2 separate regions of the Homo sapiens genome follow, and region 1 is linked to region 2. The links are chromatin contacts, found by Hi-C or POLR2A ChIA-PET in ENCODE. All regions are on one chromosome and are shown on one strand. Each heading gives the region's core, a stretch centred on a gene start or an enhancer-like site at or near the end of the contact. The rest is flanking DNA. Distances are from core to core; before and after follow the strand shown.

Region 1 (3,014 bases), core at 1-2,500, 340 kb before region 2:
GGCCTCATCGAGGATCTCCTCCAGCTTCTCTGGACTGAGGGGGCCTAGGCTGAGCCTCACACCCTGGGGGGCAGGTGCCACTGCATTTGGGTCACTTCGGTGGGAGAGGCCCCGTCGAAGTGGTTTCTCTGGAGTCACCAACACTGTTATGTCTTCCTCCTCACGGCTGAGACAGGAAACAAACCAGGCATCATGCCCATGCAAAAGGGAACAGGAGATTATGCAAGGGAGACTGCATAAAAGCCCCACAACAGAGCCAGGGACATGACCCTAGGCCCCGATGCCCATGCTGGCTGTGAGATGTGGCCTCTGGGCGATGAGATACCTGGTTCTATGGGGCCTAATAGGCCTTTAGCATTTACGGACATCAGAAATGATGCCAGGATGGAGATGCAGCAAATCCACTTATCCTTCTTCTTAACACCCTGAAATCTAACTCCAGCTTCTCCCTTCTCTCCCCGCTACCAATAGTGTCATAGAGGCCCGAGTCAGCCAGCCGCCCAGCAGCCCCAAGTGCGCCAAACCTTGCTAAGTTACCAACCCAAGCCAATAATTCAGCAGTAAGGGATTCGAGACAAAGAGGTACTGTTAGAGGAAAATAAGTGGGATAAAGAGGCTGGTACCTGTCAGATGGTGACAGCCCCCCAAAGTCCAAGGTCTCATCCACAATAAACCTTACATCTGAAGGGGAAAGAAGAATGAAAGCCAGTCATGGGTCCCTGATGCAGCTCTCCATCGCTGGGTCTCACTCCTCCCTTTCATTCTTCCCTCCCTCCTTTCCTTACCTTCCTCCAAATCCTCCATGTCCAGCCAGCAGGAGCGAGAGTCCAGTTAGATCTGAGCTGGAGAGAAACCATACCTTTCCTCAGGTATCCATTCTGCCCAAGGCTCGCAGCTAGATTCAGGGTGCAAGCCAGGGTCGGGGGTCATGCTGGAGGCAAAGCAAGCGCCCAGGAGTGGCACCTCCCGCACAGCTACTCCTGCTACCTCCGGGAACGATACGGAGGGCTCCCCCAACTGCCCAGATTGCCCTGGAGCCGCCCTGCATCCTGGCCTCTCCTCACTGGGGGCGGCCTGCACGCCCCATCTTCCTCCCCGCCACTATCCTCAGGGTTCTGCACTCCCCAAGCCACCTTTCCACTCCCCTGGCATCACACGCGAAGCACACCTCCAGCCCACCCTGTGTCCACTTCCCGCGCCGCCTTATCTTCCACGCAACAGGCTTTCTCCCGCAACCTAGTCCCGGGAATCAGCTCCGAGGGGGCGGGGCTCCTTTCGAATCTCTCAGGCCCCACCTACTCAAGCCACACGCGCACCGTGATTGGTGAATCCTCAGGGGGAGGGGCTGAGGAGCTGCCGGCCGGAAGTCAGCCGGTGGGGGCTGGGGGAGAACCGTTCCCAGAAGACTGCATCCCGGTGGCGGAGCCGAGGGTTGAGGCTGCGAGTGCGCGTGCTCGCGTGCGCGGAGACTCTCTTTCCCGTAGGCAGATGGGAGCAGAGCGCGGCTGGCCAGGAGGGAAGAAACGGACCCACGAGTATGGAACTCGCGCCCCGCCCCGCTCCCTCTGCTGGGCCGCCGAGCACCCAGTCTCCAGAACGGTTGTGCTGCCTAACGTGGCCGCTAACCGACGCTCTACGGGAGGAAATTCGTTTTCTTGGGCGCACTCAATATGCAGGCGCCGCATTGGCCGAGGTTCCTCAGTTGTGGGTTTTTTCCAAGTTAAGGGAGCACCTAAACACTTATATTGTAGGTATATTGAGGTTCTCTTAGAAGTACATCCTCCATCGCCTCTTCAAGAACCTGAGGCAGCTGAGGTGCAAAGAAAGCAACGGGCTTTTCACGCAGGCAGGCTTAGGTTCAAATGCAACCCAAGTTTAACTGACCTCAGAACCCAAGTTTCGGTTTAGAGGCGGCTGCCTTGAGTATATTTGCCCTCTTTTCACCTCTCTTCGCTTATCTGTGAAAGGAGGATGTTGGTCCTCGCAGTTACGGTGTTACGAGGATAATTATGAAGGCGTTTTCTACCGTGTGCCCTTAGGGGATTTAGAGGGGGTGTTTGTAAGTAGCCCCCTCTGAACTAAAAGCAGTATTTGTAAAATGCTTAAACCAACTTGTTAGGAGTGTTGTCTCTGTTGTTTCTAAATGTTGCCCGGGCCACCAGTGAACTTGTCAGAGGCTTCAAACCAGAACGACTCCATCTGGAATAGAGGCTGGGTAAAATAAGGTTGAGACCTGGGCTGTATTCCTAGGAGGTTAGGCATTCTAAGTCACAGGATGAGATAGGAGGTTGGCACAAGATACAGGTCACAAAGACCCTGGTGGTAAAACAGCATGCGGTAAAGAAGCCAGCCAAAACCTACCGAAACCAAGATGGCGATGAAACTGACCTCTGGAGGTCCTCAGTCCTCATTATACGCTAATTATAATGTATTAGCATGCTAAAAGACACTCCAGACAGCATCACCACGGTTTACAAATACCATGGCAACATCAGGAAATTACCCTACATGGTCTAAAAAGGGGAGGAATTCTTAGTTCCAGGGAGTTGCCTACCCCTTTCCCGGAAAACTCATGAATAATTCATCCCTTGTTTAGCATATAATCAAGAAATAACCATAAAAATGGCCAACCAGCAGCCCTCCGGGCTGCTCTGCCTCTGGAGTAGGCATTCTTTATCCCTTTTCTTTCTTAATAAACTTGCTTTCACTTTATGGACTTGCCCTGAATTATTTCCTATGCAAGGGCCAAGAACCCTCTCTTGGGGTCTGGATCCGGACCCCTTTCTGGTAACAACAGGAGGAGACAGCAGGTCCGCACAAGATACAGATCTCAAACATCCCTCTAATAAAACGGTGCAGTAAAGAAGCCGGCCAAATCTGCCAGAAACCAAGATGGTAAAGAAAGTAGGCCAGGCGCGGTGGCTCACGCCTGTAGTCCCAGCACTTTGGGAGGCCGAGGCGGGCGAATCACGAGGTCAGGAGATCCAGACCATCCTGGCTAACACGGTGAAACC
Region 2 (3,106 bases), core at 149-2,648:
ATATCACATAAGTAGGACCATACTGTGTATAGTGTTTTGCATCCATTCTTTTACCTAACTTTATATTGTAAACATTTCCACATCATTAAACATTTCTCCAAGAACAATTTTTAATGGCTGTATTTCATGGTATGAATATTACATAAACATTCCCCTATTGTTCGACCTTTAAAGTATCTAACTTTTCTATGCAATACACATTGTGGTGCTGAACAACTTTTTGCATACATATTTTTCTGGCAGCTCTTTTTAGAAAAACAACTTCCAGAAAGTTGATTACTGGGTCAAATAATAAGAACCTTTTTGAAAATTTTGATTCTATATTACCAGATGGCTTTCAGAAAGATTATATCAGTGTTCAAGGCCACCAGTAATGTGTTTGTGCACATGTACGTGTGTGTGTGTCTCCCATCTCACTAACTATACCCTTGCCAACCTGCATTAGCGTTTATTTTTTGGTTTTTTGTTTTTTAGTCTTTGCTATTTTGATTAGGTAAACCTGGTTATCTCTGTTCTCTTTTTAGTTTTATGGATTCTGTGTGAGGTGAAGAGGCCAAGTTTTTTTTAAGTTTGTTCAGGGAACAGTAGCCAGGGATCAATGGAAGTGGCACCAGATGCAGGTGGAGAAAAGGGTTCAGGGTCCAGAATCCAGCGTGGGGAGAGAAGAGGGAGGCAGAGTTTGGGAAGGATCTCTGCTGTGGGAGTGGTAAGAACTGGGAGGAGCCAGACAAACAGCATTAGAACAACTGGGTGTGGGGGGCAAAGGCCTCCCACAAGAGGGAAAATAGGGAAGAGATTAATTCCTGCTAATGCATTTAATTATATTCAGTGAAGTCTTAGGGACTTCCCTCCACAAGTTCCCTTTAGGTCGGATTATCTACCCCTTGGCAGTGGGGATGCTTGTTGGATAGACCCCAGAACGGCTGCAAGTGAATCAACCTGTGAGTGTCAATAGAGAACCAAGGCCAAGGCTAAAGCAATGGTAATACATGAATACTGAGTACTAACTACAGGCCAGGCACAGTTCTAAGCAGTTAACTTATATTAACTCATTTATCTTAACCACCATATAAAGCAGGTACTCTTACACTCATTTTACAGACGAAATAGAAGCACAGAGAAGTTAGGTAACTTGCCCAGTATCAGTCAGGAAGTAGGTGAAATCTGGATTTGAACCCAGACATTCTGGCTAGAGTTAAAGCTCTTAACCACCAAATACAGAAATGTGGGAAGGGGAGCCAGAATTGCAGGGCACAGCCTCCTACCTACGCCGGCCGGAAGAAAACAGACGACCAAGTGAGATTGCAGGGGCAGGACTTCTGCTTAAAATGAATCCTGGGACAATGATAACAGCTACCTTTCACTGGGCCCTCACTTCGTGCCAGGCACTGTGTAAAGGGACTTTACGTTTAATCTTCACAGTAACCCCTTTGAGTGAGGTACTGTCATTACCCCATCTTACTGATGAGGAAGCTGACGCACGGAACTGGCCCAAGACCCAGGGTCGGCTCAGGCCAGCCCTACCGCGGTGTGGTGGCTGCCCACGTGGCGCCCAGGAAGAGAAAAAAATGGCGAGGCGGGGTCGGCAGGCGGAGGCGGGGCCAGGCGGGGGCGGGGCCAAGGGCCGCAGAGCCTGGCGCGGAGCCGGCGAGATTTTGGTGGGGTCTCACCTGTTGCGTGACTCCCCCACAGTCCGGCCGCGGGAGTCCGACCCTGAATGCCCAGGGAGTGTTGAGAGAAATCTGGACGAGTTTCGGGTCCCGCTCCCTTGGGAGCACGTGGCCTACCAGCCTCTCGATTGCAGGGTTGGGTGGTCGCGACACCGGGGTCGCCTTGAGGCCAGTCCGGCTGCCGAGGTCTGCGGGAGTCCACCTCCGGCCAGCTGGCAATTTTGAAAGACTGCCTTACTTTCCCCATCTCAGTGCCAGGGCAGGGGCCCTTGGAGTGACTTGGCTGGGGTCTGTGGCCCGATCCCCCTGCCGTCCCTCAGGACCCGGGCTTTCTGCTGTACAGACTTCTCGTGGGCAGCCTCCCCTCGGAACTCGGGCATCATGGCCTCAGGTGAGTGTGTGTACGTGTGTTGGAGGGAGGGTCTCTGGGACAGAGAAGTGCTGTGGCCAGAGTGACAAGAGGGTGGGAGTCACAGCACAGCAGCAGGACCTAGGGAAGGCGGTCAGCTCCTCCCAGGAGGGCCTGGGGAGCAGAGCCAGAGTGTGCAGAGACAGAGGAAAAATCCAAAGAGGCTAGGGTCTCTGTCCCAGACCCCCAGACAAGGGGGTCTCCTGGCCTTCCTGCCTTCCTGGGAGGTAGCTATTTGGCGACGGTGGAATTTTCCCGGGACAGGCCCCTCCCTCCTGGGCTGGGATTCTCGGTTCTTCCCCCTCCTCCCAGAGCTGGGCTACCCCGGGAGCTGAGGGTCAGATGTGGAAGGAAAGTGGGTGCTGGGTTTTCACGGAGTATGCCTGCCCTGCCCCGGGAGGACTGTGTTTGAGCTTGGACTCGCTCGCTGCTGAATTCCTGTTTGTTATTCTTTTTTCTTCCAGGCTAGCTGGAAGGACCAGCTAGCCTGGACTTTGGCTTCTTTGCCCGGGAGCCCTGGCATGATGGGGTGAGGGCTCTTGGTGGGTTAGTGGAGAGCTGGGGGCTGGCCCTTCCCCATCTTCTTTTCTACCCACCCCCTCCCCGCCCCCCGCCAGGCCCAGCCACCATCAGTCACGTCACTCCTGGGACTGAGGAGGCAGGGGAGGGATAAGGGGCAGAGATGGAGGCCCCACTCCCCGAGGTTGCCTAGACAACATGAGAAATCGTGGCCAGGGCCTCTTCCGCCTGCGGAGCCGCTGCTTCCTGCATCAGTCACTCCCGCTGGGGGCGGGGCGGAGGAAGGGGTTGGATGTGGCAGAGCCAGGCCCCAGCCGGTGCCGCTCAGACTCCCCCGCTGTCGCCGCCGTGGTCCCAGCCATGGCATCCTATCCATCTGGCTCTGGCAAGCCCAAGGCCAAATATCCCTTTAAGAAGCGGGCCAGCCTGCAGGCCTCCACTGCAGCTCCAGGTGAGTGTGTGCTTCCTGGCCTCAGGATAGATGCTGGGCTCTGTCTTGCCACCTCTC

What was found. A loop is a pair of places that touch in the nucleus more often than their neighbours do. ChIA-PET counts read pairs that join two places held with the same protein, here RNA polymerase II (POLR2A). Pooled maps may share reads with other maps.
Region 1: a loop to region 2 is called in a map of CD8-positive, alpha-beta T cell, with 11 times the contacts of the local background. The contact joins the promoter of PSRC1 here to the promoter of GNAT2 in region 2. A Hi-C loop is called at or near these places in 4 of 168 maps with a recorded cell type or tissue (CD4-positive, alpha-beta T cell, CD8-positive, alpha-beta T cell, IMR-90 and 1 more), 1 of 37 single-sample maps with no recorded cell type and 11 of 50 pooled maps. POLR2A ChIA-PET finds 5 or more read pairs at or near these places in 1 of 52 experiments (PC-3).

The regions. Positions count from the first base shown.
Region 1 is chr1:109,281,895-109,284,908 of GRCh38, forward strand. PSRC1 (proline and serine rich coiled-coil 1) reads right to left here and starts at 1,251. Exons shown (of 8, transcript NM_001032291.3): 1 at 1,169-1,251; 2 at 786-842; 3 at 624-681; 4 at 1-166. The coding sequence starts at 804. RefSeq lists enhancers at 1,620-2,345, 1,713-1,762.
Region 2 is chr1:109,618,218-109,621,323 of GRCh38, forward strand. It overlaps GNAT2 (G protein subunit alpha transducin 2), which reads right to left and starts at 1,399. Exons shown (of 9, transcript NM_001377295.2): 1 at 1,266-1,399. AMPD2 (adenosine monophosphate deaminase 2) reads left to right here and starts at 1,620. Exons shown (of 19, transcript NM_001368809.2): 1 at 1,620-2,061; 2 at 2,697-3,049. The coding sequence starts at 2,959. RefSeq lists enhancers at 787-1,317, 1,298-1,347, 1,318-1,846, 2,368-2,417, 2,377-2,905 and 1 more and a silencer at 1,538-1,727.